Regions from separate parts of the Mus musculus genome. Here regions 1 and 3 are each linked to region 2. Evidence: chromatin loops called from intact Hi-C (ENCODE). Cell type or tissue: left cerebral cortex. All regions are shown on one strand. Links, peaks and the distances in the headings refer to the core of each region. The heading gives the core; the rest is flanking DNA. Region 1 overlaps Adam22 (a disintegrin and metallopeptidase domain 22). Region 2 holds the start of Adam22 (a disintegrin and metallopeptidase domain 22). Region 3 holds the start of Sri (sorcin).

Evidence for each region. A loop is a pair of places that touch in the nucleus more often than their neighbours do. Peaks named below come from ENCODE experiments on the same cell type or tissue, not always from the same donor. Only the 100,000 strongest peaks of a DNase experiment are listed, where the experiment ranks them.
Region 1: a loop joins it to region 2, with 3.0 times the contacts of the local background. A loop is called at or near these places in 2 of 42 quality-filtered maps.
Region 3: it touches region 2 in a loop (13-fold over the local background); 3 of 42 quality-filtered maps call a loop at or near these places.

The regions. Positions count from the first base shown.
Region 1 is chr5:8,306,959-8,317,542 of GRCm38, forward strand. All of the region lies in intron 3 of Adam22 (a disintegrin and metallopeptidase domain 22), which reads right to left. It also overlaps the pseudogene Gm18037. Among named protein-coding and RNA genes, the nearest start is that of Adam22, 56 kb to the right of the region's middle. In left cerebral cortex, for the core only: no CTCF peak of the experiment used is centred there; DNase peaks (open chromatin) are centred at 3,504, 4,029, 5,211, 5,548 and 2 more places; H3K27ac peaks cover 4,073 bases.
Region 2 is chr5:8,363,569-8,374,152 of GRCm38, forward strand. It overlaps Adam22 (a disintegrin and metallopeptidase domain 22), which reads right to left and starts at 4,592. Exons shown (of 31, transcript NM_001310440.1): 1 at 4,308-4,592; 2 at 3,633-3,793. The coding sequence starts at 4,386. In left cerebral cortex, for the core only: a CTCF peak has its summit at 4,664; DNase peaks (open chromatin) are centred at 3,143, 3,752, 3,949 and 4,617; H3K4me3 peaks cover 2,659 bases; H3K27ac peaks cover 1,290 bases.
Region 3 is chr5:8,049,916-8,060,499 of GRCm38, forward strand. It overlaps Sri (sorcin), which reads left to right and starts at 6,627. Exons shown (of 8, transcript NM_001080974.2): 1 at 6,627-6,724; 2 at 7,623-7,706; 3 at 9,438-9,507. The coding sequence starts at 6,674. It also overlaps the pseudogene Gm15730. In left cerebral cortex, for the core only: a CTCF peak has its summit at 6,693; DNase peaks (open chromatin) are centred at 6,418 and 6,677; H3K4me3 peaks cover 2,106 bases; H3K27ac peaks cover 1,789 bases.

The sequences.
Region 1 (10,584 bases), core at 3,125-8,124, 55 kb before region 2:
AAAAAAAATAAAAAATAAAAATAAAAAAATAAAAGAAAATACCCATAGAGTTGCCTACAGATCCAGCTGATGGAGGCATTGCATTGTGCTTGTGTTTTCTTCTCTTCTCACATGCCCTGAGCTTCTGTCAAGACCATGAGAAAAACTAACCAACTCCAAAGCTATGTAATCCAGAGATGTGGATTAAATGAGAATTACAGTGTGTTGAATAACTGATTTTTAATATCATCTTTAAATGTGGGTTTTGTGATGTATCTGTATATATCATATATTAAAATTATTTTCCTTCATTCTCATTTGTATTAATAATTTAATTTTTCCTTTAAAATGAGCATTAAATATAATTATCATGCTTTATAAAACTTGGATACAACCAGGAACTTGGCTTTGTATAACACTAGTAAATATAGTTAATATTATAGATTAGAGTCCTTCTCTGCCCAATACCATCACCTATACCTACCCACTCCACATCTGTCTACAAGTATTCACTGAACCAAGCTCTCAGCCTGTCAGTCACTAATGTAGACCTCCATACAAGCAAAATGAAACTCCTTTAATGTAATAGATTATTATCATGGTGACATCACTGAGCTGTGACCTTTAGATGCTGCCTACTGGACAGAGGCCACCTCCTGCTGCAGAAGGCTCCTACTGCCCTTCAATGCGGAGCTGCTCTTCAACTGTCCAGGGCTCAACATCAGGATCTCAGCTTTGCACTGAATTGTACCCAGTAAGTTAAAGAGCTGACCCTTACTAATTCAGTCTTCTCTAACCTTGTTTCCTTATTAGGGCAGTAACAACCTTCCCACTATATCAGGTTGTCATATAAGAGGAACCTGTCAGTCACAATCTCAAAGCCTTGAACTGTATCCTCATCAATGGGGCCATAAACATGGCTTCAAAACAGTATAGTCTCTCCAGCTTTGACTCTTTCCTAAAAGTGCTGATTCTCCTCCCTTACCACAGAACTAAGTACAGAACCTCCCTCATGGTAGCTCAAACACTCCCGTCTCTATGGTACATACATTTAATGGCCATCATTACTGGGAGGTAATATTAGTATTTCCACATTCAGTGCTTGATTATATGAAAGTCAAACTGAAGTGACAGAGCTCTGGGAAATGCTAATTTCTATAGATAGAAGAAAAGATAGGGAGAGGAGGAGGAAGAAGAGGAGGGGAAGGAGGCATTTTGGAGGGAAACTTTTTCAAAAGCATCCAAGTTCTTAACCTGAACATGTACTATTAAATATAAACTGGGGTAAGGTCTTAGCTTCACCACATATCCTACTGGTGATTTCTTTGTATTTACTTAAACACTGTCCCTCAGTTTACTGTTGTGAATTCTGAATACATTTGTACAACTCAAGTACCAGAGTAAGTGAGACGTCTTTTAAAAAGTGAGAGCTTGAGGTGGGCTGTGGTGATGCATACCTGTAATACCAGCATTCAGGAAGCAGAGACAGGAGGATTCAAGTGTGGAGCCAGCCTGGAATACACAGCAAGAACTCATGTCATAAAATGACAAACAGAACTTTGTAGATCTCCCTTATTTTATGGTTTAGTGCTCTTTACAGGGTTCATCACCATTATCTGATTATAGTCACAACTCAGGCCTGGTTTCACTGTGTCTGAAAGATGCTAACAGATGCATCAGTCAAATATAATAATAATTCATAACCAAAAACTTCAACATCTTAGATTAAACACGTTTCTCAATCACAGGAGTTCTCAGCACATCTAAACTAATGGACTAACAGCACAAAATGTCACAATAAAATCATCCAGTCTATGGCAGAGGAAGGGCCCTCTCAGTGAAGGCAATACAAAAGCCCTTCCTGAAACAGAAGACAGCATCCTAGACTGTAAGAAGATCCTCAAAGACTTTCCAGCCTTAAGATAGATCTTCCTTTTGTAGGAGTAGACAACCAATGACTGGTCCAGTGAGACCCAGGCCATGCAAGGGAGCCAAGCCCTGACACTACCTAGAGGATAGACACACAAAAGTAGGATAGAAACAAACAGGACTGACAAAAGGTAAGAGTGAAGATGGAGGGGAGGGGAGGGGAGGGGAGGGGAGGGGAGGGGAGGGGAGGGGAGGGGAGGGGAGGGGAGGGGAGGGGAGGGGAGGGGAGGGAAGGGAAGGGAAGGGAAGGGAAGGGAAGGGAAGGGAAGGGAAGGGAAGGGAAGGGAAGGGAAGGGAAGGGAAGGGAAGGGAAGGAAAGTCAAGTCAATGAAATGATTCCTAAACTCATAGATTCGTGTCTAGGCCAATTGTCATCAGAGAGGCTTCACCTAGAAACTGATGGAAACAGATTCAGAGACCCACAGCCAAAGAAGGAATCCTGTGGAAGATGGGAAGGAAGGCTTATAAGAGCCAGAGGGGTCAAGGAGACTACAAGAAAAACCAACAGCATAATCTAACCTGGGCTCATCGGGGCTCACAGAGACTGAACCTCCAACCAGGGAACTTGCCTAGGCCCTCCACATATATGTTACAGTTGTGTAGCTTAGTGTTCATGTGAGACGCCTAACAGTGGTAGTAAGGGCTGTTTCTAACTGTGCTTTGGGCCCTTTCCCTCTACTGGATTACCTTGTCCAGTCTTAATAGGAGAGGAGGTCTAGTCTCACGGCAACTTGATATGCCATGGCTGGTTGACATCCATGGTAGGCCTGTCCTTTTCTGAAGAGAAGTGGAGGAGGAGTGGATGGTGGGGGTGGGGGTGGAGACTGGGAGGACAGGAGGGAAGGTAAACCACAGTTGGGATGTAAAAGAAATAATAAAAAAAATTAAATCTGTATCTTCCTCAATTTCCCTAATGGGAATCTTCTGTATTCTCAAGCCTTGTATCTGCCTGTCTCAAGTCCACGCCGTCCATAGAGACCTAGCAACTCCAGAGCTAGAGGCTCCGGAAAGGCAACTTCCCAGCTCCACAAGGCCCTCTCCATACAAATCCAAGAGGCATACATAATAAAGAGTTTGTCCCAAAGTTCACCAATCTTAGAAACTTGCTTTAGGAACATTTAAAATAACTCAAAGAATGCCAGCTGCCCTTCAACAGTGACAAGTTGTTGGTGTTTAAGTTTCTGGAAATAGTTGTCTTTTCACTGACAGTATTCTTAAAGAGCAGCTATCTCCAAGGGGAGACTATATTCTGACTCCATTTTCAAATTTGAAAGTCAAATGTTCTCAACATCGTATTTAATTCTCACATTAACTCTGCCTTTTTTGAAAAATTCAAAAAGTGTGGGGTTATTTTTATTTACTTTTATTCTGTGTGCATGAGTGTTTTGCCTGCGTGTATGAAAATATAACACATGCATGTATTGCTCAGAGGTCAATGGAATTACATCCCATTATGTGGGTGCTGAGGACTGAATATGGGTCCTCTGCAAACGCAGCAAGCGCTCTACGCACTGGTCCAGGCCCTGAAAAAGTGATTAGTAGTGTCCGTCAAGCTTAAAGGAAGAAAGCCAAACGCATTTCCACAGAAGGTTTGAGTTGCGGCAGAAGCAGCGTACCAGTCCACCTGATTCCCAGTTATTGCCCCACTTGTGTTCCTAAGCACTCCTAAAGCCCTAAACTCTCTGCTTCACTTTCTCCTTCAGTAAATAGAATTATCATAAGGTTTAAATAATAATGAATAAAATGTTTCTGCAACCCAGGGAGCAATTGTAAACTGTTCCCTTCTTCCCTGGGTTAGAGCTGTTTAGCTTTCTGCCTATTAAAATCTCTTAAAGTTGTTTATTCTAAATCTCCTAAGACTCCCTGTTCCCCTCGGGGGCAGTCACAACATGCTTGCTGTAGCTGTCTGCCCTTTCCAAATAAAATGTTACAAAAACGTTATTGGGTTTTTCATGGTTTTTCTCTGCTCGGCTTTTCCTTCTGAGCCCTTGGTCACAGAAACGGAATAATTTCACAATGTGTGAAGCTACCGTGTTGGCAATGACGTGCACATTCCTGACAAAGAGCTGCAGGTTCTAACCAAAGGCTCCTACGCCTCCCAGGTTTGCATGCCCTCATTTCACCTAGGATGGTGTTTCTCTGATGCTGTTACTTTTTTTCCAGCCCAACCTCCTATGGAATGAATAATGTGTTGGGCTAAGATCAAGAAACAAGTGAAAAATGATCTCATAAAATAGTCATCTAGCCAGCCCCGGGGGAACAGGCCTGTAATTCCAGCTACTTGGGAGGCTAAAGGAAGAGTACCATAGTCCACGGTCTGCTTGTATTACAGTAACTCAGGCCCAGCCTAGGATAAAGATCCAACATAAAGGAGCTGATGAGCATACTCAAGGTCCCAGGTTCAAACCCAAGTGTCTCTGTCTCTGTCTCTGTCTCTGTCTCTCTCTCTCTCTCTCTCTCTCTCTCTCACACACACACACACACACACACACACACACAAACACACACACACAAACACGCACTCATGCACACACACAGAGTCATCTAAATGAATGGAGTTTGATGCTCTTGGCTGTTATAATCTGTTTTAGTCACATAATAGAAATTTTTCTCTTTCTTTTCTAAGTTCAGTTCTACAAAGTGAAAGACGTTCTAGAGATGCATGACTGTGATGATGAAAACGCATGAATAACTACACTGCACTCAAGATGATGCTTCTCACAGTGCACATCACCACAATAAAATGTTATAAACATGCCAAACATTTGGTTCCTAGAGCCTCTGGATTCCGTAATCCTAGACATGTGATCAATATTGGGCCGTACGTCCTACCTTCCTTCCTGATATAATCTGAAAAATAAGCTACTAGAGTTTTTTCCTACAATATAAATTTATGGCAAAGATCTTCAAAATACAAAATAAAGTGGTTAATTTTTTTTAAAGAAAATGTAGTCCTTTCTTCATTTGTTGTGCACATTGCTCAGCTATTTCTTGACTATCTTTTTAGATCATAGGCATATTTTCTTCACAGACAAAAATAAAATAAAAATGACTTGTTCACTAGCCATTCTTTGATGCTGTAATATACACCCTAAATGTCCTTTAGGAAGTCATCCCTGCCCAATTCAGCATCTGTGGGTTGGGAAAGGCAGATTCCACACCCAAATTCAGGCTGGTCTACAAGAGCCCCAAGGTACTGCAAGGTTACAGTATCAGGTTTAGTGATGAGCCTGTGACTCTTCTGGAGTGGGATGAAGCCAATAAGACTCACTGAGATAATGAAGCAAATACAGGCATTCCTTCCCCCTCAGCTGAACTTGAAGGCACACATACACAGCGAGTTAGAAAAAAAGACAGAACACAGCAGAAATGAGAGAGAGCTAGACAGAAATCAGAATCGCAGGCTGCAAACCAAAACAAGCAGAACTCCCTGGGACATGACTCACAGGACTCAGTCCTTTCTCCCTTCCCTTGTGAGTTTGATTTAAAGTGTTGCCAGATATCAATAAGCATCATCTGCAACTACCTAGGAAAGCTGATAACATACATTATCTTTACATAAGTTCTCTGTCAGTTCAAGCAGAGCATTTGCCATTTTAAAGTCAAGAAGACTCACTTCCAGAGATTATGCAACACGGAGAACATTGCATAACTCATCACAGAGCTACTGCCCACATCTAGGTCTTTTGAGTCACAATGCTGTCATGCACTTGGCTTTTTCCTAAGAGGCACATCCAAAGTGCCCATCTCTGAATATTTCCACTTGTTAACATTTCAGCCAAGGGCTAGACTGCTTAGGGCCGATCCACTGATAAATAAAGTGTATTACAGACAGTAAGGATGGGGGTGGAGAGGAGTCCCCCACACACTATCTACAACACTAGAAACTTGGTCTTAAAAACAAAGTCTTTAGGTGACAGAGTACCATGCATCAAGTCAAGCCTTGAGCCTTAAAATCTCATCCTCCCATTTGAAGTACAGCACACAGACCCATAGGACCAGGAGGGTCATCCTCTCTCTGAGAGTCCGTGGCATGCGAGGTTTCTGAGCAAGAAGAGATTCCTCATTGCTGAAAGGTAGTTTTTTTGGATTTCTACTGCTTTTCATGCTCCTGGCCAGTGTTGGCCAATGGCTTCTACATTCTTTTTCTATATGTGTCTTTACCCTTTGAACCAAAAGACAGGCAGGTGTCCAAGTATTAAGCTCTTTTCGATTTTTCTTGAGGATGTCACAGGAAATGTAGCAGTTCTCCTAATTCTCAGAAGATAGAAGCATTTGTAAGACACAACAATGCAACCTTAATGACTGGACCAGGAGGCTAAACGCAAATGAGTGGGAAACAGAGGAATTGGCCGCTGTCCTTCCTGCTATGGTGAAAATGAAGCCCAGGTCTCTTCTTTCCTATCTCACCCCTGCTTTATTCCCCCACCGACCACAAGTAATTAAAATTGTATTTATCCTGATAAAAGAAATATGAACTTCTCTAAATTGTAGAAAAAAAGGGCAAGTACTCAAATCATCATTAGCATGGTCATCTAATTCAAAGCTTCTATTTATTAATGATTTTGTCAACTAAACTGAAATCCAAAATCACAAAATTTGTCCCCAGGTTTTAAAACTTTAACCATCATGAATAATGCAAGCATAGAATATTGTCTTTGTGGGTATAAAAACAAAATAATAGATACAGAATAAACACATTAAAATCACTAGTCTTCACATATATTTCAGAATGATGTAGAATTCTGGTAGACATTTATTCCAAATTTCCTCATGCTATGAAAAAAAGTAAGGTATAATTTTAGTAATGAGTCAAAAGATACTCTTCTTTAAGCATGCGTTCCAGCTGAACCGTCAGCGCTGCAGCTAGAACACTCACTGACTGAAAGCCATGCTGCAATTGGCTCTCTAATTGATGCATATTTTTAATCTCTCTGTCCTGTTGCTTTCTGTCAATACTTCATTCCACAGAGAAAACAGATCACAACAGTGCGGGGTGGGTAGGGCTCCAATAGCAGTGCATCTGCTTATTCTCGGGAGGAACAAACAGGATGGAAAGAGACATGAGGGAAACTGAAGAACACTGAACCTTCAGAAACACTTCACGTTTGAGAAAATAGATCTTTAATATTTCCAGTATGTAATGGCTGTTAAATTGGCAAACTTTCTTTTTTATGGAGCTAGGAATCAAACCCATGGCCTCACACAAGTGAATCAAGTGCTCTGCCCCTCAGCTGACTGCCCCAATACAATGGCAGTTTGAGTACTAGCATTCTATGGCACATAATGTTTAATAAATAATTTATCCAATAGTATTCAGCTGACACTTAAATTATGAGACTGCACTACTCTAAGATGATCCTAAAATAATGGAAATCTTTATTGCCATATGACTGATATCTAAATCTAATTAATTCTGGTAACAAGCCAAGTATTATAATATACCATTAAAAGATTTTAAGTATCTAAAACATTCAAAAGACACCTACGAATTGTAATTACATAGTTACAAAAAGTGATCTGGGTGTTTTTAGGATGAGACAGGAGACTGGTTTAAATCCCAGATCCACCACCATCCTTTAACAAATAAAGCAGACTCTGAAGTCAAAATTAAGTTCAAATACCATTTTCATATACTGACCAGCTTGAGCAATTCCCTAAGGGTTTTATATTTATATGTACACACATGAACTAAACACACACACTACATGACATGTGTTGCACCAGTATGTAAAGCAAATATACAGTATTTCAAAATCTCATCTTTCATCTTCCCCTTCCCTATCTATAATATTAATACCACCCTCTCAACCTTTACAGTAATAAATTTTAGTGGTCATGATAGCATACACATGCAATCCTAAAACTCAAGAGACTCAAGGACAGGGTTCAAGAGTTTGATACCAGCCTCAGCTACAAAGTGAGTTCCAGACCGACTTGGTCGACACAATGAGACCATGTGTCAATACAAATAAAATAAACAACTTGTTTCCCAGGTCCTTTTTAGTTTTCTAATTTTGAACCTAGCAAACACATTAGCATCCTCTGTCAAGTCCTGATTCCACACATGTACCATTTCACAGTATTTTAAAATATAAATGCTTTCAAAATATCTTCCACCAGCAACTTTCAGTCACACGCCCACAATCTCTTCAACAATCCTTGTGGCCAGATGTGTTTGGAAGTTGAGAAACTGTTTAATTTTAGAATGGTAGCAATGTACACATATTATGTTACTTACTCCACCGCATAATAGAGGACAACCAGGTATAGTCAAGCCTACCAATGTTTCTGTAGGTGATGGTAATCACATGACAGAAAGACAAATGTGCTCCAAGCTACTGTAGTAGACAGAGTCCCATGATATCCCCTGAGATTCACAGTCTCTTGTTAAACACAGTCCTGCATGGAGACACTTTACACAGAATTTTACAGAAAAGACTCAGAAGTACTTCTGTTATTTAGGCATTTTCGGGACTTTTATGGAGTTAATAAGCACTACTAAGGTCTCAGAACTTTCCTGAAGGCTTTGTTGCATGTTACCTTTCAAAAGCAAACAAGCAAAAACTCCAAGAACAATCTTAATAGCTGATTCTCTTTTACTTCTCAAGTTTTCCAAGTCCCTTCATGACAGCCAAGTTCACGGCCATCCTTTAAAGGAAAATGCTCCTGTTAAGTAATTATAATTAAACAGTAATGAGGGTCCCTACATGAAGGCACATCTCTGGGCTTTCATACCTATGAGAAATACCCTATGTGTTAGGTATTCTTTTTCTTGAAAATAAAAAATATTTTCTCATATATATATATATATATATATATATATATATATATATATATATATCTTCTGATCATAGTTCCCCTCCCTCATCTCCTCCCAGATCCTCCCCTCCTCCCCACCCAGCCATTCCATGTTTCCTCTCTCTGTCTTTCTGTCTCTCTGTCTCTGTGTCTCTCTCTGCATCTCTGTCTCTGTCTCTCTCTGTCTCTTTCTCTGTCTCTCTCTCTTCCTCTCTTTCTCTCTCTCTCTCTCTCTCTCTCTCTCTCTCTCTCTCTCTCTCTCTCTCACACACACACACACACACACAAAAGCCAATAAACAAAGCAGAATAAAACGAATCAGGAAGACAAATAGTGTTTCCTTTTCACTGTTATAGCTTCGGCCATAAGGATGCATAGACTTCAGGAAAGGATCGCCTCTAGTTTTCTCCGCTGTGGCAAAAAGAAGGTCTGGCTGGAGTCCAAGGATATCATCAATGCCAACTCCCACAGAGATCCAGAAGCTGATCAACCATAGGCTAATCACCTATAGTCCTGTAACTAGATCTTCCCAGGCTAGGTACTAAACAGTCCTGTTGGCTCTCTGGAAAGGTGGGCATGGGGACATATGAGAGTGACAGAGTACTATCAATGCTAGAACACCCAAGGAGGCACAGTGGATGAGGAAGGTACAGATCCTGCAGCAGGGTACTCAGGAAACACCATTAATTTACAATCTATTACAACAGACATTACAGGCTAACCTGAAGGTGAAGGCAACTAAAAACAAGGCATCAACAACGACGAAAGCCACAAGTGCATCCTCCTGGTTTTCTTGGAGTGTACCCAAAACCTGTAGGCAGACAGGCCTGTATGAAGATCCTGGATGACCAGGCCAGCCTGTAGGTTTAAGACCAAGGAAATATGCAAAGCCCCATAAACAGGCCTAAATTCCAAGAGCTAGATCACCAAGTCTTTGACAAGAAAACTTCAAGTATTGTAATACGCAGCCATGGTTGAAACCACTGAACAAAAAAGAAGATACAATGAAAACTGACTTTGCTTGCCTGGAATAACTTGTCACAAAAGGTAAATGTTATTGTTTTTCAGATACTTTATGATCTATAGAAACCACTCATTTTAATATTAAAAATGAGACTTTCTAGACATTGCCCAATAGTAATTAACATCAACCAACAGGAGGAAGAGGTTGGCCTGTCCATCCTAGCAACTCCCAAGATTGTTTTTGCAGAGCAAAGGATAGATTAACATCTGTTTTTTCTCGAAAACCCTCTGGTATTCATACCATCACCATGTGTCACCAGTTAACTAAAATATATCTCAAGGATTGCTAGAAGGGCTGTTTCAAAGTCATTTCATCAGCTGTCATTAAAAATGTTGATGCATTTGATAGACTCTTAGAAACTGGAATGATTGGTACTTTAATACAAGGTATAAAGAATAAAAGTGGAATTTTCTGTGACTTTATTAATCTTTGTTCTCTGATATAATACAAACTATGGGCTTCTGGGAAAGAATCAAAGCTGCATCAAAGACCAAAAAGAAATAACATTCCAGTCTCTACAAATGGTTCAGATCACTTGCAGAAGACCCAAGTTCAGTTGCGAAAACCAACATAGAAGGTGTGTGTGTGTGTGTGTGTGTGTGTGTGTGGGTGTGTGCATGCAAGCAAAAGCCCAATATATATAAACATGAATAAATCTCTAAAAAAAAAAGAAACAGAAGATGTAATAGGCTCATGAGAATTAGATCCTGAGAGGGAGAGAATAATAGTGGAAGCATTAATTTCAGTGACAAGGACAGTACCAGCCCTCCACAGAATGGCACTGACTGTAGGAAAGGCTTCAATTATTACAAACTAAAATATTTCATGCAAAGCAGGGGTGGGTGGGATAC
Region 2 (10,584 bases), core at 1,964-6,963:
GAAACAAGCTCATATTAATAATATAAAAGAAATTGATACTCAACTAGTCTCTTGAGCTTGAGGAATGGAACCATCTAAGACTAGAGTGGTGACCACCTTCCCTTGGTCAGTTGCTCGAGCCTATCAGGTAAGCGGTAATTTCTGAGCTAATTTGAATGGCCTATAAGGTCTCTTCCTTCCAAGGCCATTCCATGCTATGTAAAAAATGAGTAATCTGTAACTTCAGGGAATGTGTTAAATTCAGGTAATGAGGGCATCATTTTGCATTCAAATGATGTCATAAAATGCCTAAACAGTCCTGGAGCTGCCAAGGGAGTGACTATGACTTAAAAGACTCTTAGAGAGTCACTGCATACCCAGCGTTGACCTAGGTGCTTTGTAAATGCCACTCATCTGGTGTTCTCAGCATGTTTGGGAGCTCGGCACTTACAAAGCTTAATGATACGAACTGGAATTGATCAGTGAATAAAAGTGAATAATAAGCCTGCTCACTCTTGAGAATTACAATTATTCTTCTGTAACACTAGGATGATACCATAGGATCATGAACTTAGCCAGTTAATCCTCCTTGCCAAAAGGCTTACATAGCCTGCAGAGCCAAGTCCCAACTCCTCAGAACATCAGAACTTGCTGCAGCATCCAGGAACGACATGCTTCTCACACTGGTCCCCCAAACCTCATCTGCAGTTAGCAGAGGCTATGCCTGGCTTCCATCTGACTCTGAACATGCTGCCCCTCTCTGCTAGCTATGCCCACCCCTGTCTGTAATGTGACCAATCAGACAGCACCTCCTGGGAGAGCCCAGGGGCTCCTTGTGGGTTAAGCTCTGGGCGCTGGGCTTCCACTGTTTCCACAGCCCCTGTAGTCACCTCAAGACTAAAGGGCAAAGGGCAATTGTGTAAGCACTCATTCATTTTCCCAGCTCTCTGTAAACCCCTTAAAGGCTACAACTGTGCCTTTTATTTCTAAATCCCTATGGCCTTGATTTTCTTAAAATGCTAACTAGCGAGAGCTCAAAGTAAATAAATTCCTCTTAATGAGTCAATAAATGAGTTGCTTGCACACAGACACACACATGTGTACCTTATGAGGTAACAAAAGAACCATCCAGACATTATTTCTATAATACAAAGAAAAATGCTAAAGATATCCATGAGTACCTACAGTGCCAAAAGTTCTTTTTACCAAAATAATAATGATAATAATAACAGTAACAAGAGCTATATAAAATCCACACATTTTCAGATTAAATTATAGATCTCTGGAAACCAGGAATGCCTAACAGACAAGAAAAACCCTTAGTTTCCTCACTGTAGGAAACACTGGTCTTTGAGATTCCATCAGTTCTCTGTGGTGTCCTGCTGCAATTTAAGGATCCATGTAAAGTACATTGACTCCCTGGGTGATGGAGATATCAAAATGTGCTGAGTGTGCCTTTAGATACCGAGGATAATTTGCCATAATTATAAATAGCATTACTTCCACTTCTGACTGGGACAAGTCATCTCTACATGTTTAACCTAAGTTCTACCAGACAACAGTCTCATTCACCTCAGCTGCAAAGTTTACTTGTGAAGGGCCTATCGTATCTTATGCCCCATATGGAGAGGCCCATCTGAGTTAAAACATCTCAGAAGTGGTGGTCTAGAAACATTGAGAGAGAGAAATAACACTCTTTTTCTCAAAAGTAGTGGCCTTCTACCATCACAAAGTGGGCAGGCGGGCTTTGAGGTCATGGACAGCAGGCGGCAGAGACAGAGGTCCCGAGTCTGTTCCTTCACACCCCTCTCTCTGCATCTCTGCTCCTCTCCATCCTTCCTTCCCTTCCCACAAAGACTCTGGGACTTGCTCTAACACACTGTCTACATCAGCAAATTCCTGACCATGGAAAACTCTATACAGAATAAAAGATGTCATGTCTCAATAAGTAAATTACAATGAAAATTAAAAATAAGAACCAATTAAAAGGCAAATTAAAATAAAAACAAAAGCATAGGTAGAAGAAATCATACACTAAAAGAGACTTAAATAAACTAAGTATGCCCTCTATTTTAGCTCTGGCACAAAATGAATGTGTGTGTGTGTGTGTGTGTGTGTGTGTGTGTGTGTGTGTGTAAAACAAACATATAATTATATTTTTGAGATAAATGTTTCTGAAAGAATGGTTCTTTTATAGTATCAAAGAATTAACCTTATTTTTAATGTGGCAATTCAGAGTTACATTTTTAATATAACCCTTACCTTTCAGAGTTTTGTTACTGAAAATGTTAATAAATAAAGCATCAGTTGCTTGCTTCAAAGTAATACAGAAAGGAGCAGGCAAGTAGAAGTTAGAGAAAAGCAAGATGGACTGTAAGTTCCCCGTCACTGAAGCTAGGATTCACTATATTCCTCTGTTTAGTTTGTGTGTGTTTGTGTCTAGATTTTTGTTTGTTTGTTTGTTTTTAATAAGAGGCTACAAACAAGCATCAGAATACTCCCACACAGGAATAATTATTAACTAACTGAAAAATAAGACAGGTTCCCTTCTGCAGGTTTTCCATGGAAACAAGCCAAAATTTAACAAGAGAAACAAGAAGCTGCCAAGCATTAATTCAGATAATAACATCTTTCATTAAGGGCTGGACATGTTAGGTTCTCTACTACATTAATCTAACATCCATGGATACTACAAGTTACCCTGAATTTCTACCTACGTCAACAAAATTTTAATGGAGCCAAATATTCGAGTGCAAATATAGACTTAAATAATTTTCACTCTTTACATATGTCAAACACGTGAATAACTGAGTACATTATCACATCACAGTTAAGTTAGTGTTGAATGTATTTATGGTATGAAACTGCCCAGCTTATCTTTACTTAAGTAAAGTTTTCAATTATCAACTACATGAACTTCAGATGCACTTGTAGATGAGCGACTTGTCAGGTTGATCTATACAAACATAAAAACATTTACAGTCCCAAAAATATTTGCTAGAGTTAGCAGTACTCATTCGTATCTATAGATGTTTGGTATTGATTAAAATGCAAGTACTGAAATAAATTAGCTTTCAGAGCAATATAAGTGCTCACTAAAATGATCGCACCCAAGGAGGACCCGTTTTCGGGCCTTAGGTTAGGACTGAATGGGCATGTCTCTGGTGTTCACAAATCTGAGTGACCAGGGGATTTTGAGATGTTGTTTATTTTAGTTTGGTTTCTTAGAGCAGCCTAGTTTTCTTCTCCTCTCTTCTTTCTACAATAATCATCCTGGTTTATAATGTTTTCTCTCAGAGTTAAAACAACAAAGATGGTGATGCATATCCTGCCTAAATAGACTCCTCCTACCCCGTGCAGTTTTCACTTGACTAAGGAGATAGGGTCTGTGCCTCTTGTCCCTAGCTCAGGTTACAGGGCTACTAGGAGCATCCAATGCCACCCCTACCCCCTAGCACGTCTGCAAAACATTGGCCTACCCTTCTTTTGGTTCCTTTTTTCCTCCTTTTTGCACTTACACCAAGAGTATCATGCAGGAATCAAATTAGGACTGTGCTCTTTTCACCCGGTACACCGCATTTCCAGGGCAACCCTAAGCAAACGCGGGGTCCCTGGGCAGTGTGGAGGACCATCTCCCGAACCCCGCCACTCACCTGCGGTCCGCCAGGGTCGCCCCGCACCCGCGTGTCGAGCTGGTTGTGCTGAGTTTCATCCTCGCCGCCCAAGCGATAGATGAGGCGCAGTGGTATGATGCTCTGGCGCTCCAGGAAGCGGTTTTCTTTCCCCCTCTCCAGTCCTTTCAGTGAGGCGACTCCTTGCAGGCAGGCAGGCAGGCAGGCAGGAAGGAGGGAAGGAGGGAAGGAGGGAAGGAGGGAAGGAGGGAAGGAGGGAGTAGAGAGAAACAGCAAAAAATAATGACCCTGACCCACAGTCCTCCATCCTGCACTCCTCATCACCTTATTCCCCGCCTCCTCCCTCCTGGACCTAACTGGGAAGGACGCAGAGACACCAGCTGGAAAGCCCTGGAACCAGCTCTTTCGAGAGCATCTCTGGGCCCAGAAACAGGGCACCCCTTTCCCGTTTTCCTGAAGGAGACTCTTCTTTTGCAGGAGGAAAGAGAAAAAAAAAAAAAAAAAAAGCATTTGACCCCAGATTGCTGATGCATCCTCGGGTCCCCCACACATGTGTGCTTACACCCCTTCCTCGCCGACCTTCAAAAAATAAAAATAAAAAATAAACGACGGCGCACTGTGGAAATGCGGGTGCGGCTTTTAGAGGGTCCTCCAGGCTCCAAAGAGTCCTGGAAACCCCGGCAAATGCGAACTTACCTGCCCGACCGCAGCGCGCCAGGGGGCAGGTCCCCAAGACGCAGAGCAGCCAGAAGGACGCGGCCGCCGCTGCCTGCATGGTGGCGGCGCTCAGCTGCTCTTGCCCGGGCCTGGGGCTCGGCCTCCCAACCGCCCCTTCCCAGCTCGAGCCGCTACCGCAGCCTCCGTGGCCTCAGTGCTGCATTGTGCCTGGCGAGCGCTTCGGTGGCGGGGGCAGCGAGCGAGCGCCGCTTCGGGCGCCAGCCTGTAGCTAAGTGGCTTCTAGCGCCTCCCACCTCATCCCCAGGCGGAGGCCCGGGCTGGTGGCCAGCACAGCGGGGGGAAAGAGCCGGGTGCGCAGGGCCCTGGTGGTGCACTTGCCCCACGCGCCGCACCCGGCCGCGCGCACCAGAGTAGCTGGGAAATGTAGTTCCCTCCCCGCACAGCTAGCTGGTCTCTAAGGCGACGCTACCATAGCCACCCAAAACCCAAGAAGTAGACTGCACACCAAAGGAGGAGAGGTGATGGAGGTCACCTGCACAGTGGCCGCACCCCGAATTCGCCCCCAAGTTCTGCGAAGAGCCACAGGGTTGCTCACGAGCTACTACTATTTCTTGTGTTTCCAAGAGACCATGCCTTGAGTGCAGGACAAGTCAATTTTGCCACAGATCTGGACTGAGGGCCTACTGTGTGCTGGGCGTGAGTCACACATTGTGAGGTGCAATTAAGAAAAGCCTTTTTGGTAAGAATTTTCCCAAGGCGGTTTTCAATGCTTTTATTCCTATGAAGTATTTTGCTGACAGGTGTGTCTGTGCACCTGCCATGTGTATGCAGTGTCTATGGTTGGAGGCCCAAAGAGAATGTTGGGTCCCTAGGACTGGGGTTACAGAAGGTTTTGTGGGTTCTGGGAATCCAACTCATTTTCTCTGGAGGAACACTTAGTGTTTTAAACCTCTGAGACATCTCTGTCCATTCTCCACGCCTTTTTTTGAATTGACATTTGATTTCATTTTAATTTTGATACCTAAGGGAGAGTGGTTAACCCAACTCCAGGAGAATCAGATGTCTCCCAGAGGTCTAGGAAGACTTGTGAAGAGTGAGTCAGCCGGATACTCTGTGATATGTTTGCTTCCTCCTATATCTGTCAGCTTCAAACCTGCACCAGTAATAGATAAGGAAAACGACTTTGTCAGGCCGCTTTCCCTACCTAGGGAGTGGCACTATTCAAAAGTGTAGCCTTGTTGGAATAGGTGTACCGCTGTGGGTGTAGGCTTTAACCCCCTCCTCCTAGCTGCCTGGAAGCCAGTCTTCTCCTAGTAGCCTTCAGATGAAGTCATAGAACTCTCAGCTCCTTCAGCTCCTCCTGCCATATGCCTGCCTCCACACTGCCATGCTCCCATCTTGATAATGGACTGAACCTCTGAACCTGTAAGCCAACTCCAAGCAAATATTGTCCTTATAAGAGTTGCCTTGGTCATGGTGTCTGTTCACAGCAATAAAGCCCTAAATAAGACACTGCCCCTCTCAAATGTTAGAGGCTCACCAGGATGAAATAATAATAACACACATATTAACATAATTAGAACTTGAGCTTTATAGATTTTGAAATCTATATATTGGCATTTGATCCCCAGAATAAAAGAGAGAGAGAGAAAGAGAGAGAGAGAGAGAGAGAATTAAGAATTAGATCAAGTAGGCTTTATCACAAAGATGCAGAAATGACTCAACATATGTAAATCAATAAATGTAATCCAACATATAAAAAACTGAAAGACAAAAAACACGTGATCATCTCATCAGTTGCAGAAAAATCCAACACCCCTTCATCGTAAAACCTGTGAACAGATTTGGGATGCAGGGGACATACTTAATCAATAAAGACAACTTAGAGCAAAACCATTGGCAGCATCAACTTAAATTAAGAGAAACTCAAAGCAATTCCACTAAAAGGAACAAGATAAGATTGTCTACTCTCTCCATTCCTATCCAATATAGAACTTGAAGTCTTAGCAAGAACAATAGACAACTAGTGGAAATAAAACTGGAAGTGAAGAAGCCAAAGTATCTTTATTTGCAGATTATAACAGACCTCAGACTGTAGTAGGTCCTCAGACCATAGCATAACTGACTCCATGATGGAAGTACCCTTCAGGCTGTAAAACTCAGGAGGTAGACACCACCACCACCCGCCCAAATGAAAACAAAGACCTAATCCATCAAACCCATAGTTCTGAGGAAGGCTCTAAATGTACTAACCTTGCTTTTCAGCTTCTGTGGGTTCTGCTTCTGGCTCACTGCTCTTATTAATTGAAGTATGTCAACTGAGACCTTTTTGTGTGCTTGAAAAATCACCCTGAGAAAGTCCCAGGGCTACATTGGGATCACGAACACCCAGTATAGTCTCCGACTGAATAATAAAGATTTTCTATTGATTTAAACCTGTGACTGAGCAGTCTTGTCTACTGAATATCCCACAAGAGGGGTGATATGATAGTATACATAAATGACTGAAAATTCCAACCAGGGAACCCTGACTGCTGATAACACTTTCAGCAAAGTATCCGGATACAAAAGTAATTCCCCAAAATCAGTAGCCTTCTTATATACAAATGTCAAGTGGGATGAGCGAGAAACCAGGGAATATCTTTCACAATTGAAAATATCTTCAGTTAATTCTAACTAAGCAAGTGAAAGAATGACTTCTATGATAAGATTGTTAAGTCACTGAAGAAAAAAATTGAGAAGATATCAGAAGTTGGAAAGATCTCCCATGATCATAGGTCAATAGCATTAATATAGTAAAAATGGCCATCCTACCCAAAGCGTTATACAAATTTAATGCAAAGTTTTATTATTACATTGCTCTAAATAGAGTGCTTACTTTTTCACATTTTAGGTTATTTGGAATATGCTAAATAATTTCAAAAGCTAAACATATCAGTTTGATGTAACAAAAATTTAAATACTTTTTTAAAAGGTTTCTCATAGTTTGTCATTGCTAAGGCAGTAACAGCATAGACTGAGTAACTTAAGTAACAAACATGTAAGGAACAGAGCTGTAACTCCTGCCTGGGTTTGACTCTTAGCACTACAAAACAAAACACAAAAACAATGAAACATTTATCACAGTGGTAGAGGTCAGAAAGCAAGGCAGGCACTGCAAGATCTGGTGCCAGGCAAGGACTACTTTCTGAGCCGTGGACAGCAGCCTCCTTGTCCCATCCTTAGGAGATACAAATAGAGCATTCCTGCTCTGACCACTCTCTCTCTCTCTCTCTCTCTCTGTCTCTCTCTCTCTCTCTCCGTCATGCAAACATTAATCTGATAGTGGAGGTTTCACCCTAGGACCTAGTTACTTCTCAAGATCTCATCTTCAAATACCATCATAGTGGGGCTTCAATATATAAATTTTGGAGTGATGCAAATCACTCCTTAGTAGAAGTTCAAAAGACCTCACTCATTAGACTTAGAACTCCAAATTACTAGATGTTTAGAAACACTACTAAATGACAAATTATGTCTTCATTAATGTATATGCAAATTTTAAATGGTATGTATGTGTTTGTCATGTATACAGGTATGTGCATATGTGTGCATGCAGCCATGTGGAGACCTGACTTTGAACTTCTGATATTCCTGCCTTTTTCCTCTGAGTGCTGGAGTTATAGATCATTATATCCTATCTCTTCACATGTTGTTTGAATGGTAAAGTCTCTAAGAAGAAAAATTAAGTTTGTGTTGGTTAAAATTTCTATAAATTCATAAGTATATGAATGTACTTATACATTTATGTATCTATATTATATTATATATTTAAATATTTATACATTTATAAGCATAATTTTATTTATATGTTTATATAAATATAAATTATGTATTATATATTTAAATTATGAGTATCTACTATATTTATAAATACAAATAATATAAATTATGTATTATATATTTAAATTATGAGTATCTACTATATTTATAAATACAAATATGTTGTGTTGTAAATTTGTATATTTATAAACTCATAAGTATATATATTTAAAGATGACCACTTAGGATTAGATAATCTATAAAGGTTCTCATCGCTAGAGAAGTTTGATTCTTCTTCCCTTATGAAATCAATAGTTGTCTATAGTTCTTCATCTAGGGGTAGACTAAATGGAGTCAGCAGATTGTGTGTGTGTGCGTGTGTTGTGTGTGTGTGTGTGTGTGTGTGTGTGTGTGTGTGTGTGTGTGTGTAAAACAATAATAAGTAAAGTAAAATACGTCACAAATTTGAGCAGGGACACTGAGGAACTGGAGTGTGGTGAGGGTGGCTTAGAAATGTTATTAATAAAGTAGCCAAGGAGCTAAAGGGATCTGCAACCCTATAGGTGGAACAACATTATGAACTAACCAGTACCCCGGAGCTCTTGACTCTAGCTGCATATGTATCAAAAGATGGCCTAGTCGGCCATCACTGGAAAGAGAGGCCCATTGGACACGCAAACTTTATATGCCCCAGTACAGGGGAACGCCAGGGCCAAAAAGGGGGAGTGGGTGGGTAGGGGAGTGGGGGTGGGTGGTTATGGGGGACTTTTGGTATAGCATTGGAAATGTAAATGAGCTAAATACCTAATAAAAAATGGAAAAAAAAAGAAATGTTATTAATACAATACTCATGTATGAAATTCTCAAAAAAAAGTTTAAAAATAAAATAATGACCAAAAACATTTATAAACTTTTATTCTTACTTGAAATGTGAATGCATAATATAAGAAATGAGCAACATGTAAATATTTGTTTTCACAAAAACTCTAAAATGATATGGCCTCTGTTATTTCCAATACAGAAATCTAAAGTGTGTTTGTATCAGAGAATGTTTATTTTTCTGTTCAGTGGAAAACAAGCAGCAATGCTTGAGTACATCAAGACAGTAAGAAGATAATATATTTAATTCAAGAGATTTATATTGTACTAATCTTATTTAATTACATAACATTAATACAGTTAATAAAACTACATACAGTTTCTCAAACTGCACATTTTGGGATGGGCTGAAAAGCCTCCCCAAATTTCTCCGGATGAGGGTGCTTCTAGGATTGCTTGTATACATATACATATGTTTTCTTAATTCATTTACATTTATTTTGACATGTGTTGGACTTTATGTACATATGTGTACCATTTGCATGCCTAGTGCCTACAGAAGCCGGAAGAGGGCTTTGCATCCTCTGGAACTGAAGTACAACCCTTCATGAGCCACCATATGGATGACAGAAAGCAAACCTCGGTGCTCTGCAAAAGCAGCCAGTGCTCTGAACTGCTGGCCCATCTCTCCAGCCCCTCTATTTTTACATAGTTGAATTAAACCAGAAATCACTAAAATCACTAACACAAAGGGAACTGGACATATACCCGACAAAACTAATAATAATTAAATAACACGTTTTGGTTAACAAGTGTCTCAAAGGAATATATTAAAACAAATGTAAGAAAAAATATAGCAGTACTCTATGAAATTGAAAACAGGAAATCAAAATAGACAAACCCAAAATTTGACAATTTAAAATGAGAAATGGAACTAATAAACAAGGAGTCTTGATCACTAATAAGCAGAGAAGACACAAATACAAGTGGTAGAGAAGAAAGAGGATCGATGATTGCTGGTCTGGTCCTATAGACATTCAAAAGATTACAAAGGAACATTCTAGACACCATGAAAGACACCCAGTCAATAATAATGTCCTTTCAAACCACAAATCTTGCAGAATCTTGGCACGGTGGCTGGCAAGTTCAGTCGTGCTTTGAAACAAGAATGAGCAGATTCTGTGAACTTTCTTCCACAAAACAGAAGCAGAAAGAGTTCCTATCAGCGGTGAGGCCAGCATTAGCATGGCTCTAAAATAAAACATTAAGACAAACAGAACAGGCCAGTGTCTCTTATGAGCACAAACAGAGAAAACCTCAGACAGACACTGGCAAATTGTGTTCAACGAAGTAAAAATAAAAGAGTTGGTTGATAAAATATTTACCTAGCGTTCTTGACAACCTGGGGTTTACTATCTTCCCCAAACAAACAAGGTATGTCATTAGTCTGCATCCTCACCTTGGGAGGTAGAGTCAAGAACACTAATTTAGGGGTCAATTTTTGGTGCAAAACAAGTTGGAAACCAGTCTGGGATACATGACATCTTGTCTCAAAAACAGCAAGTTAAAAACTGGGATTTATTCTAGGTATGCAAATATGGTTGAATATGTAAAAATCAATGAAGTCCATTGCAACAACAAGCTAAAGAATAAAAATAATAGGAGCATAATCATA
Region 3 (10,584 bases), core at 3,681-8,680, 310 kb before region 2:
CCATAGTATATTTCTCTGTCCAAATATCTTCACTTGCAAACATTCATTGCAATGTGTCATTGGTGTGGCTAGAGGCCTCGGGCTTCTGCCACACCATCAATATTGCATTCTTAATGGGACTCATGCAAGTTATCTGTGGTTGCCCTTCAGTTTTGACTGAGCAGGACTGGTCCTTTCATGGTGTGTCTAGCCCATCAATGCCATGTGGTTGCAAGTGGGTTCCTGGGTGTGTTTCCCTGCCCAATGGCAGGCAAGTATATGGATGTCTTCCTTCTCCCACACTGCAGTTGGGCCCCTATATATTGTGATTTCTAAAATATATTCTTTTGAAGAGTAGTTGTCTTTGGCCTTCAGTTACATAGGAAGTCCAGACTCCACCCCCACAGTTACCTGGCAACAGGCAGAATGGCCCAATCCACTATAAAAGGAGCTGCTTGTCCCCTCCTTGCTCTTATTCTCGCCTCCTGCTCTCCTCCTCCCCCTTCCTTCCCCCCTCTCTCCACATGGCCATGGCCTCCCTCTGCTTCTCTACTCTCTCCCTCTCTCTTTCTACAATGAATGCCTTAAAACAAAACAAAAAAAGTAGACTTTTTTCTCAATTCTCTCTCTCTTTTTTTAATAAATTTTCATTTTTAATTTTGTTTATTGTTATCTTTGGCATGTGTGTGTGTATATATATATATATGTATGTATGTATGTATGTATGATGCATGTGATATGAGGGAACATGTGTATCACAGTAGATGTGTGGCCATCAAAGTACAATTGGGAACTAGCTTTCTCTTCCCATCTTTACATGGGTTCCACAAACTGAACTCAAGTCAACAGTCTTGACCAGAAAGCACCTTCACCTACTGAGCCACCTCGCTGGCTTTCTCCTCAATGATTAATCTGGTGGACCAGAAAAACCATAGAAAGAAGAGCCCACAGTGTGAACTTGGGAAGAATGAAACACCTTGCTTGCTTCTGCTAGTGTGATGACTGAGAACAAGCCCCAGGACCCTGGGTTCTTCATTTTGGAAAGTGGGAATTATCTAATAATGTAACATGGGGGCATTTATCACCAGCCATTGCTGTGTGTTTTGTAATGATAATTTATCTCACCTATATTGGCTATTCCAGGCAAAATAAAGTATACTAGCTTTCTCTGAGATCCAGGGAAGACAACATATATGAAACTGTTCTTATACCACCCAACAAGGGAATCACTAATTATTAGTGCTATTTAAATTAAAATCTTAGCTCCTTGCATCACATGTTTAATAGCACACATGGTTAGCTGTGGTTAGTAATAAGGCATCACCTATAATGTTCTGAGGAGCCAGTGTGCACTGCACACAGCACTATAAACCATCCATGACAGAGGTTACCATTCCATAAACAAAATTACAACACTGACTGAGCTCTGTTAGTGGCAATGAGCCAAAGGTCATCTTCTATTCAAAAATACTCTACTGTTCGCATCCTTTCCCAAGAACTGAAGAAAATGGGTTTGTTCTTAATTGCCCATCTTATTATTGGATACTCATTCCTACTCACACTCAGAGATCTAAGTTTTTCCATGATTGCATAATATGAGCTTTTTTTTTTTTTTTTAATTTCCTTCTCTGTTTTGTTTTTGTTGTTGTTGTTATGTGTACTTGGTGCTGAGGATAAAAACCAGGACCTGTGTTCACTATCCAAGTGTTCTAACACAGACTTATCTGCCTGCCCCAGACAGAAGTCTTTAGCCATCAAGTTGACTCATCCAGATTACAACTAAAAGAAAGCTGCGTCCTTACGCTGGCAAATGCATTGTTCATTTCTTCCCCATACACTAGACCTGTGATTTAGACAAGGGCAGGAAATGGTGAAATACCACAGTTACATGGAGACACAGTCCCTTTCACCATTGTATAAATAAGAATGTTGTGCCTGAATGTTATATATAATGTACATGTTAACCCTGCTTTAGGAACTGGGTGTATCTGTTACCTTTTGTTTTGAAAACATGTCTAGACACAGGTCTCAGAAGGAATATCAAAAAAAGAATAGACTCCCATCTTTGTTAGCTTTCTATCACTGTAACAAAATACCCAAGAAAAACAACTTACAAGAATGAAAGGTCTATTTTTGCTCACCACTAGAAGTCTCACAGCTCCACTGTTTTTTGTTTTTTTTGTTTTTTTGTTTTGTTTTTTTATTGTTTTGGTTTTTTTTTTTTCCCTGATAGTGAGATAGAAGATCACTGTGGAGAGTGTTACTGTGAAGCAATCTTATCCCCGGATGACTGAAAGGAAAAATATCAGCTCAGTCCCCAAGACCAAGTTCTCAGCACAAAGGAGATTGATTTGCCCCAGAGAAACAGAGGGCAGGGAATAAGAGACAAAGACAGGAGGACTAGGGAGATGATGAACAAGGGAGAGAGGGAAGGGGCCTTTTTTCTCTAGGACCAAGATTGTCTCTTGATAGAGAGGAGACAGACATGGTCCATAGGCAAATGGTGGTTTCTAAAGGTACAAGGTAAAGGTAAATGTAATTTAATAGTTTTCAGCAAGGAATTGAGAGAGAAGGGCAAGGCCTGCCAGAACCAGGCTCTGCACACTTGAGCTGTCCAGAGTCCCTTCAATGACCAGGGTGGCAAGCAGAGAAAGCAGGGGAGGAGCCAGGGTCCAATATACTCACAGTCCTCAGTGACTCAATGTCCTTCCTCTCAAGTCTCACCTCTGAGATGCTGCCCCTGCGCCCTTAGGTAGCACTGCAGGTTGGAGGTCAAACAATGGCCTTTGGAGGGGATTTAAGATCCAAAGCATAACATCTCCTAAGAGAAAAAGCCAAATCTGTCAGGGCTTTTCCTGGGAAGGGCAAAATGTTTATATTCAGCTAGGTCAGCCTTCAGGAATGTGGCCCACTCACTGGTCTTTTCTTAGGCTCTCTCTCTCTCTCTCTCTCTCTCTCTCTCTCTCTCTCTCTCTCTCATCTGTAAAACAGTGTGATTAGCCAAGACATCACGAACGTTCTCTCTAGAGAACCGATTTTCTTCTAGGTTTAAACTTGAAACAACTCTCCTCAGCCTCTTTTAGCCACAGCCTTCAGTCAGGGAGACATGCCTGAAAAAAATTGTGTAAAACTTAGTACATTGTTTTAGAATGAATGATAGTATTCTGGTTCCCATGAGAAAGCCCTCTTCTGTATAAATACACAGCATGGTGCTCTGTTGCTGAGTTTCTTCAGATGGCTCATGGATGGCAGTGCCTGTATCTTGGACTCATAGTTTGGAGATATAGGGCTAAGAAGGTGATCTTATTCCACTGAGGTTTTTAATTTGATTCGAAATTAAAATGACAGAGGGTCGGGGCGGCTGTCATCTTTTATAGGTCCTACTTAGGGATGAGGTAACTTGATCTTGTGAAGGCAGACATGAGGATTTTTGTGAAGTTTCTCTGTCTCTTGGGTTCTTTTTCTGTATTGTCCTAATGCTTCAGGAAGTTCTCCCCTAGGGAAAAGCATGAGTGTAGCTTAGTGTTTTATAGTCTGTTTTTTATTGTAAAAACTTAGGCCTTCAACTTACATTGAGAGTAAAAGCCTGGTAGGACACCTTGGGAAAGTTACTTGCTACTCAGTTCCCTAATCTCTAAAACACAATTACAAATTCCTCTGATAGTGTAGTGTCATAAGGAAGCGTCTAGCATGACACTTGGCACATGCCAAGAATGTGAGAAGTTGCCTATTTCATTCCCTCTCCACGCCTTCTGTGAAAATAAATACGAAAGCCATGAAAGATGATCACACTTCAGCTTTGCAATGGTGATACTGAATCTTTATCCTTTGCTTAGGTTCCATAATCTTAGTCTGTGAATAACAGGGTTTGTGTCGCATGCATAAACATTGAAAGGATAGCCTGTCATACGACATATGCAAGCCACTCTTGGAGAGTACACAGGGTGGGAGACAGGCAAGCCATGGTCTCACCCTGTTCCTCTCACATGTCTCACTGACCAATGGGCAGATTCCGACGTAGCCATTTTAATCACAGGCTCTTACACTGGGGAGTCACCATTCCTTGGTGTGACTCATCTACCAATACAGTAGACTTTATCCTAAAACCAGCAAAATTGTTTGCTAAGGGCCATACTTCCTGAGTCATAAGCTGGCCGTGGTTCACAAGTTGCTCCCTGAGGGCCACATCTGGCCTGCCTCTTTGGGAGAACATCTGAGAGCTAGGAATGACATCTCTTCCTGTCTTTAAAAGATAGGAGGAATAGAGTTATTCTGACATTCAACAACGATATGAAGTTCAGTGAATGAAGTTGCTCTAGATCACAGTCACACTGTTGACCTGTGTTCTATCCTTAGACACCACCAGGCTATGAGAGCCAAGAAGTTGCTATAGGGAGCATGTGATGGAAAATATTTACTATCTGGACATTTTCTCCCCCATCCCCACCTCCACCCCCACCCCGGGGGCGGAGCTAGAGTACCTAGCACCATAGCCCAGCTCTGAATTCATATCCTCCTTTCTTTGTCTTGTCTCAGCTCTCGTTTCTCAACTGCATAAAACTGCATAACAAAAGCGCCTATCTCACAGGTCTTTGTGAGGACTACACAAATAGGCAAAGTTTATGAAGGTCTGACACTCATTAATTACTGTGTGTGTGTGTGTAATTTATCTTTGTTTTCATCATTAATTTGTTGGCAATCGCTGTAAGGATTTCATTTACAGCCCTCCATTAAAATTCACTTCTTAAGGGAGGAGTAACCAGAGTCTAATGTCTCCTAATGTGACAATTAATGTAGTCGCTTATCCATAAAATGAAGCCTGCATTAGTCACAAATGCTTTATTGGTGACACATATTTTTTGTGATATTTTCAAACTCGAGTCCTGAAAGAGCTTAAATTCAAGTGTGAGTTGAGCCCTGTTCACCTAGCCGATTAAAGTTCCAAACTACAGGACAAAACCTCAGAATGCCTAATCAAAGACCATGGTATTTGAGAACAGTAATTTTATCTCCAGAAGCAGACGTAAAACAGGCTACACCTTTGCTACGTGATCACAAGGACTATTGGAATTGTTTCTCGCTATTTAGAACTTTCTGTTTTGGAGCTTATGTATCCAAAGAGAACTTGGTCACACACTATGGTCAGTCTTGTTCATTAAAGTGTTTCTCAAAATGTTAAAAACAAAACCAAGAGCGGAAGTGCCCTCCTTTCCTTTCTGCTGGGTACCGCTGCCTGCTGTCAAGATGGGCAAGTTCATGAAACCCGGGAAAGTGTTGCTGGTCCTGGCCGGATGCTACTCCGGTCGCAAAGCCGTCATCGTGAAGAACATTGACCATGGCTTCTTGGACCGCCCTTACAGCCATGCCCTGGTGGCTGGAATTGACCGCTATCCCCAAAAAGTGACAGCTGCCATGGGCAAGAAGAAAATCGCCAAGCGATCCAAGATCAAGTCCTTTGTGAAAGTTTATAACTACAACCACCTCATGCCCACAAGGTACTCTGTGGATATCCCCTTGAACAAGACTGTTGTCAACAAGGATGTGTTCAGGGACCCAGCTTTGAAACAAACGCAAGGTCAGGCGGGAGGCCAAGGTCAAGTTTGAGGAGCGATACAAGACAGGGATGAACAAATGGTTTTTCCAGAAGCTTCGCTTTTAGGTATATTTTTGTTTCGTCATTAAAAATAAAAATAAATTAATAATAACAACAACAACAATAATAATAATAACAATAAAGCAGGCAACCGTTGGTGACTCTCATCTGGGGCTGAGGCCATGAGAGGCTACCCTGAGAACCTGGATCTCAAAAGGAAAGAGTAAGAGCAAACAGTCAAAAGCAAACAAACAAAACATCGACCAACCAACACTGTTCAGTCCTTAACAGTCCGGAGCCAGCAAACAATTACCTCTTGTTGCAATTGCACCAAAAAACAAAAAAGAAGCCGTGAAACATCTGAACAACCCACGTGAGTTTCACATCCTTTCCAGGAAGCTTCACCACTGGGGTTGTTTCTATTCGAATCATCCAGAAAATTAAACAATTCACTTTCCTATGAATGACCTGGGTGAGGCTGTCCTGCCTAGAAACTGCCCTCTTCTACCCCACCCCACACACCCACGCCTAGCAATCGCACCTGAGCTACACTCAGCTTAAACGGTTGGCAAAGAAACAGGCCACCCTCAGTCAAAGCTAAAAGCCCACTTGCATGGTTCAGAAGTTTTCATCAGGTTTTCAAAGTTTTTTTTTTCCTATTTTGTAAAGTGTCTCCTTCGCCCACTGGAATTGTTCTCCCCTTCCCTACAGTTGTGCATAGCGTTCTTATCCCGTCCTCTCTACCCAACAACCCGGTGTAAATAGTAAATGTTCTACAAAATAGCACAGTAGGAAGAAGGGGGGAAAAAACCCTCCCCTAGCTGTGCGTGGATGTCGGAATGTGCCACTAGGTCGAGAGGGAGAATGGGTCCTGATATAAACTCGTCTGGGGTCCTGGGTCATCGCCCGAGTGTGGGTCGCAGACGGCGCTGACACAGCACAGAGGCAGCAGGGAACGGGCGGCACTCGGGATGCCGCGGGGCGATCGGGGTGGGTGGCGGCGAGCGGCGGCCCCCGCGGGGCGGCGTGGTGCGCTCCGGGGCGGCTCTGGGCCGGACGGGCGGAGCAGCAGACAGGCAGGGCGGAGGCGCAGTCTGCACCATGGCGTATCCCGGGCACCCTGGCGCGGGCGGAGGGTACTACCCAGGCGGGGTAAGTGCAGCGGACGAGGGCACAGCAGCCTCTGGTCTCCCGAGACTGGAAGGCGCCACGGACGAGCGGGAGGAGGCGTCGCGGGCGGTCCCAGATGCTCCCTGCGAGCTCGCCTGGACCCTGATGTCCAGCCTTGGCTCCATTTTTCTTCCCCATCTCTTCCAAGGGCCTTTCCAGGGCCCACCGGTGGGTGGGCTGCGACCCAGGAAGCCCATTCTGTAACTCGGATATGTGGCGTGAGATAGTGCAAGTTGGTGTTGACTTCCTGCTCTCTCGGAATGTCCCCAAAGCAACAACAGCCATCTTGATCTAGAATGGTTCTGTGGTCACTCCCTTGAAAAGAAAGTGACAGGGAGACCAGAAAGTCTGGAGAAATGAGCTGAAGTCCTAGAGGAAGACCACTTAGGCAGATGTGGGAGGTGTACTGTCAGAGACAGAGGGACCCTCATTTTAGATATAACCGGGCCGGCCATCCCTGTTCTTCCCAAGCCACACCTGTCAGCCCTGTACTAACTCCAGCCTTACTTAGTACTTCAAGTACTTCAAAAACACCGCAAAGGCTGTAAAAACCAACAGGAAAACAGTCCTAAGCCTAGCCACCAGGTTGCTTCCGGTGCACTGACCTCTGTAAGCTGGTTAATAGGGATTTTTAAAGTGGGTCTGCGTTTAGTGGCCATCACTCTCATGAAACTTGTTTTGGACCAAGTCTCCAGCTTTTAGATGTCAGGAGCAGGAGTGGACAAGCCTGGTGGGTCACTGAGCTGAGTCAAGGTGGTGGGGAAGATAGAGACTGTGAAGGTCGCACAGGCGTCAATTGTACAAAAGCCTTGGATGGTTAAGATAAATTCAATTCTCTCTGATGCCTTTACCTTTTTTTTTTTTCTTTTCTTTTTCACAGTATGGTGGGGCTCCCGGAGGGCCTGCGTTCCCTGGACAAACTCAGGATCCGCTATATGGTTACTTTGCTGCTGTGGCTGGACAGGTTAGCCTTTCCTTCAATACTGAAGAATTGTTATGTTCTGTTTGTGTTAGCATTTAGTGCAGTGGCACAAAAACAGTCTTTGCTCTGGAAATGAGTCCCTTTGCCTGAAAGAAGGTAAAAGGAAAGGAAGACTAAAACAGTCTTTATTTTAGATCTGGACAAATTTGGACAGAGTATTGCCTGTATCAATAATAGATCAGTTCAAAGCTTGTGATTGGACTGGGATTAGACTGACCCAAAGGGGGAATATAAATATACTTTGAAGATCTACAAAGTGTATACCTCCTCACTTGTATTGTCAGGATAGAACAAGGGCTGCTTACAGAGAAGAAATTCAAGATCTGAACATAAAACCTCTGCTTGCCTAACCTAAAGACAAATATTAGTAATTAATTATTTTATGGCCCAATTATGATAGTTAGCTACTTTCAGTTGAATTCGATAATTAATCATTTACCCACAAAGGAAGTAGAGAAGAGCTGTAAAGAAGCATCGGCTTCCAAGCACAAGAGTTGCTATCAGTATTCGGAAGGTAGCCTCCACCCAGGGGCAGGTGCTCTCTGGAGCTAGCGCTCCATGTCCTTATTAGGTGATGTGGCCAGATGACCCACGGAGGGAATGCAGGTCAGCTAGTCCCAAGTCCTAAGACCTACTTCCTCCCTCCGAGAGTTATGACCGATGCCTATGGCTATTGTGGGGAAGGACATGTTCCTAGGTTGCAAGGTCACTGTGTGTTTGTAAGTGTTCTGTGGACATAATCCAGATGTGTCCAGAGGGGACCTCCCTTCTTAGTCACCTTAGACTTGTTTTAAACAAGAGCCCAAAAGAAGGAAATGATGATTTGAAAAAACAAGCAAACAAACAAACAAACAAACAAACAGATATGCTCTAGAATATGCTAAGCAAACTTCTACGGCCACCTTGGAAGAAGTGGTACTCTAAGAAACAGAGCTCGGAGAATTTGAATGGAAAATTGAGTCGAAGACTGGGAGACTTTCCTCTCGAGTGTCTACTTAATATGTTATCGATCCGTGTTTTTGAAACCACAAGACATAGCACACCTCAAGACAAGCATTCTTAGATTGCCAGTGTCTTCAGCATGTAAGTGACTCCACCTGCTTGACTTTCAGCAGTGCTGGCCTCTAGTCCACACATTCATCTTCTTGCAAATTATTGATCTTGTTCCTAATTATAACTTAATGAGTCTCACCAACTTGGATTTATATATTTTATTTAAAATCCATAAAAATGTCATGTGTCTTATTCTGACCTCAGTCAACCAGTAAGTAGGTATTGGTACCCTGTATCTTTTCTATATAATTGTGCTTGGAAGACCCTGTTTGCTGAGTCAAACTGGTCCAAGAGCCTCTTTCTCCTTGGACCAGGCCTTGTATTTACTGATGCCTACAACTCTGTGATATACCCTACTTCCCCCCTCTTTCAAAAAAAAGGGTTGGAGGGATATGTTTTTAAACAATTCTGTTAACTAATTTTAAAATGATTGATTTTGATAGTTCCTTGGCTCAAACTGAATGCAGACTGTTGTCATGACAGTTATTCTCTCACCATTGAATTATTTTTGGAATTAGAATAAGAAGAATTTTGAAAGGCATTCCTTTAAAGAAATGCTACATATAATTATTTTCTCTTGTTAAATGCTGCTTAATGGCTTGAAAGTGCAAGTCACCACCCTGATTTCCTTTCCTGGTTTTTGTTTGTATTTTTTTAAAGGACGGACAAATTGATGCTGACGAATTGCAGAGATGCCTAACACAGTCTGGCATTGCGGGAGGATACAAGCGTAAGTTCGTGGTCTTAGGATCTGTCTAACAATACTCTTGTTCTCTGTACTTCAGCTGTGAACTGCGATTGTTCCTTTAAAGAAATCAAACTCTTCTCATCCACCAAGCTATTATTTTTAAAAAGTTAATTGAGCAGAGTTCCTAACAAGCCATTTCAGTTTACCAGAGAGGTTAGTGGACTTCTTGGATTTGGGTTCCTTGTATTCCAGGACCATTGGAACCAGTGAGACCATTTGGGTGGCCTCCCACTCAGAGGACAAGTTAGGGTGCTGAAATGGAATCCACTGGGTCAGGTATCGTTAATGCTAAGTGCTAACAGGTACCACTGATTCTACCAAGTGCTTGTTCTATCCTAACTCTGGTGGCACTGAGAGAGTGGCCAGTCTTGCTGTCTGATCTCTGGGCTCTGGGCTTACTCCCTGGTAATACAAACACTTGCAGGCCATGACACTGCCAAGGTCATTCTTTCTGTCACCTGAGAAGATGTGTTCATGCTGAGGAAAGCTTCCTGCTTTCACTCCATGCCAGCCTTCTGCTCCGTCCTCCATTCATTGCAGGCTGTATGTGCAGCCCCACTGTTTGTCACATAGCCTACCGTCCTGACTTCTCCAAACTGTGCTCCAGGAAGCAAGTAGGGAAATAAACGTTGCAAAGATGCTGAATTCTGGCTGGGGCTCATTATCCCACGTACTCTGGTTTTGTTTGGTTAGTTGTTTTGTTTTGTTTTGTTCAAATCTAATCTTGACCAAGAGAAGTGTCTGGGACAAATAATAGTGTCTTAGCTCAATTGTGCCCCCTTCTAACTTCTTCGCATTTGTTAGTAAAAGCAGAACATCAAATGGACACCTCAACGTCATAGTAAGCTATAAGTTAAAATGCTTAGAACTCAGACCTTAGGATTTTCAGTGGCACTTTCAGCTGTTGGAGGTGCTGTGTTCTCTAGATGGCCACCTTTAAAACACTGGCTTTCTCTTGTTCCCATGTACAGAAGCTGTACAGCCGCCAATCTTTTAAACAGAGATTCCAAATCATCGGCCACAGACTTGAAAGTGGAAGGGTGCAAGTGGGATACTACA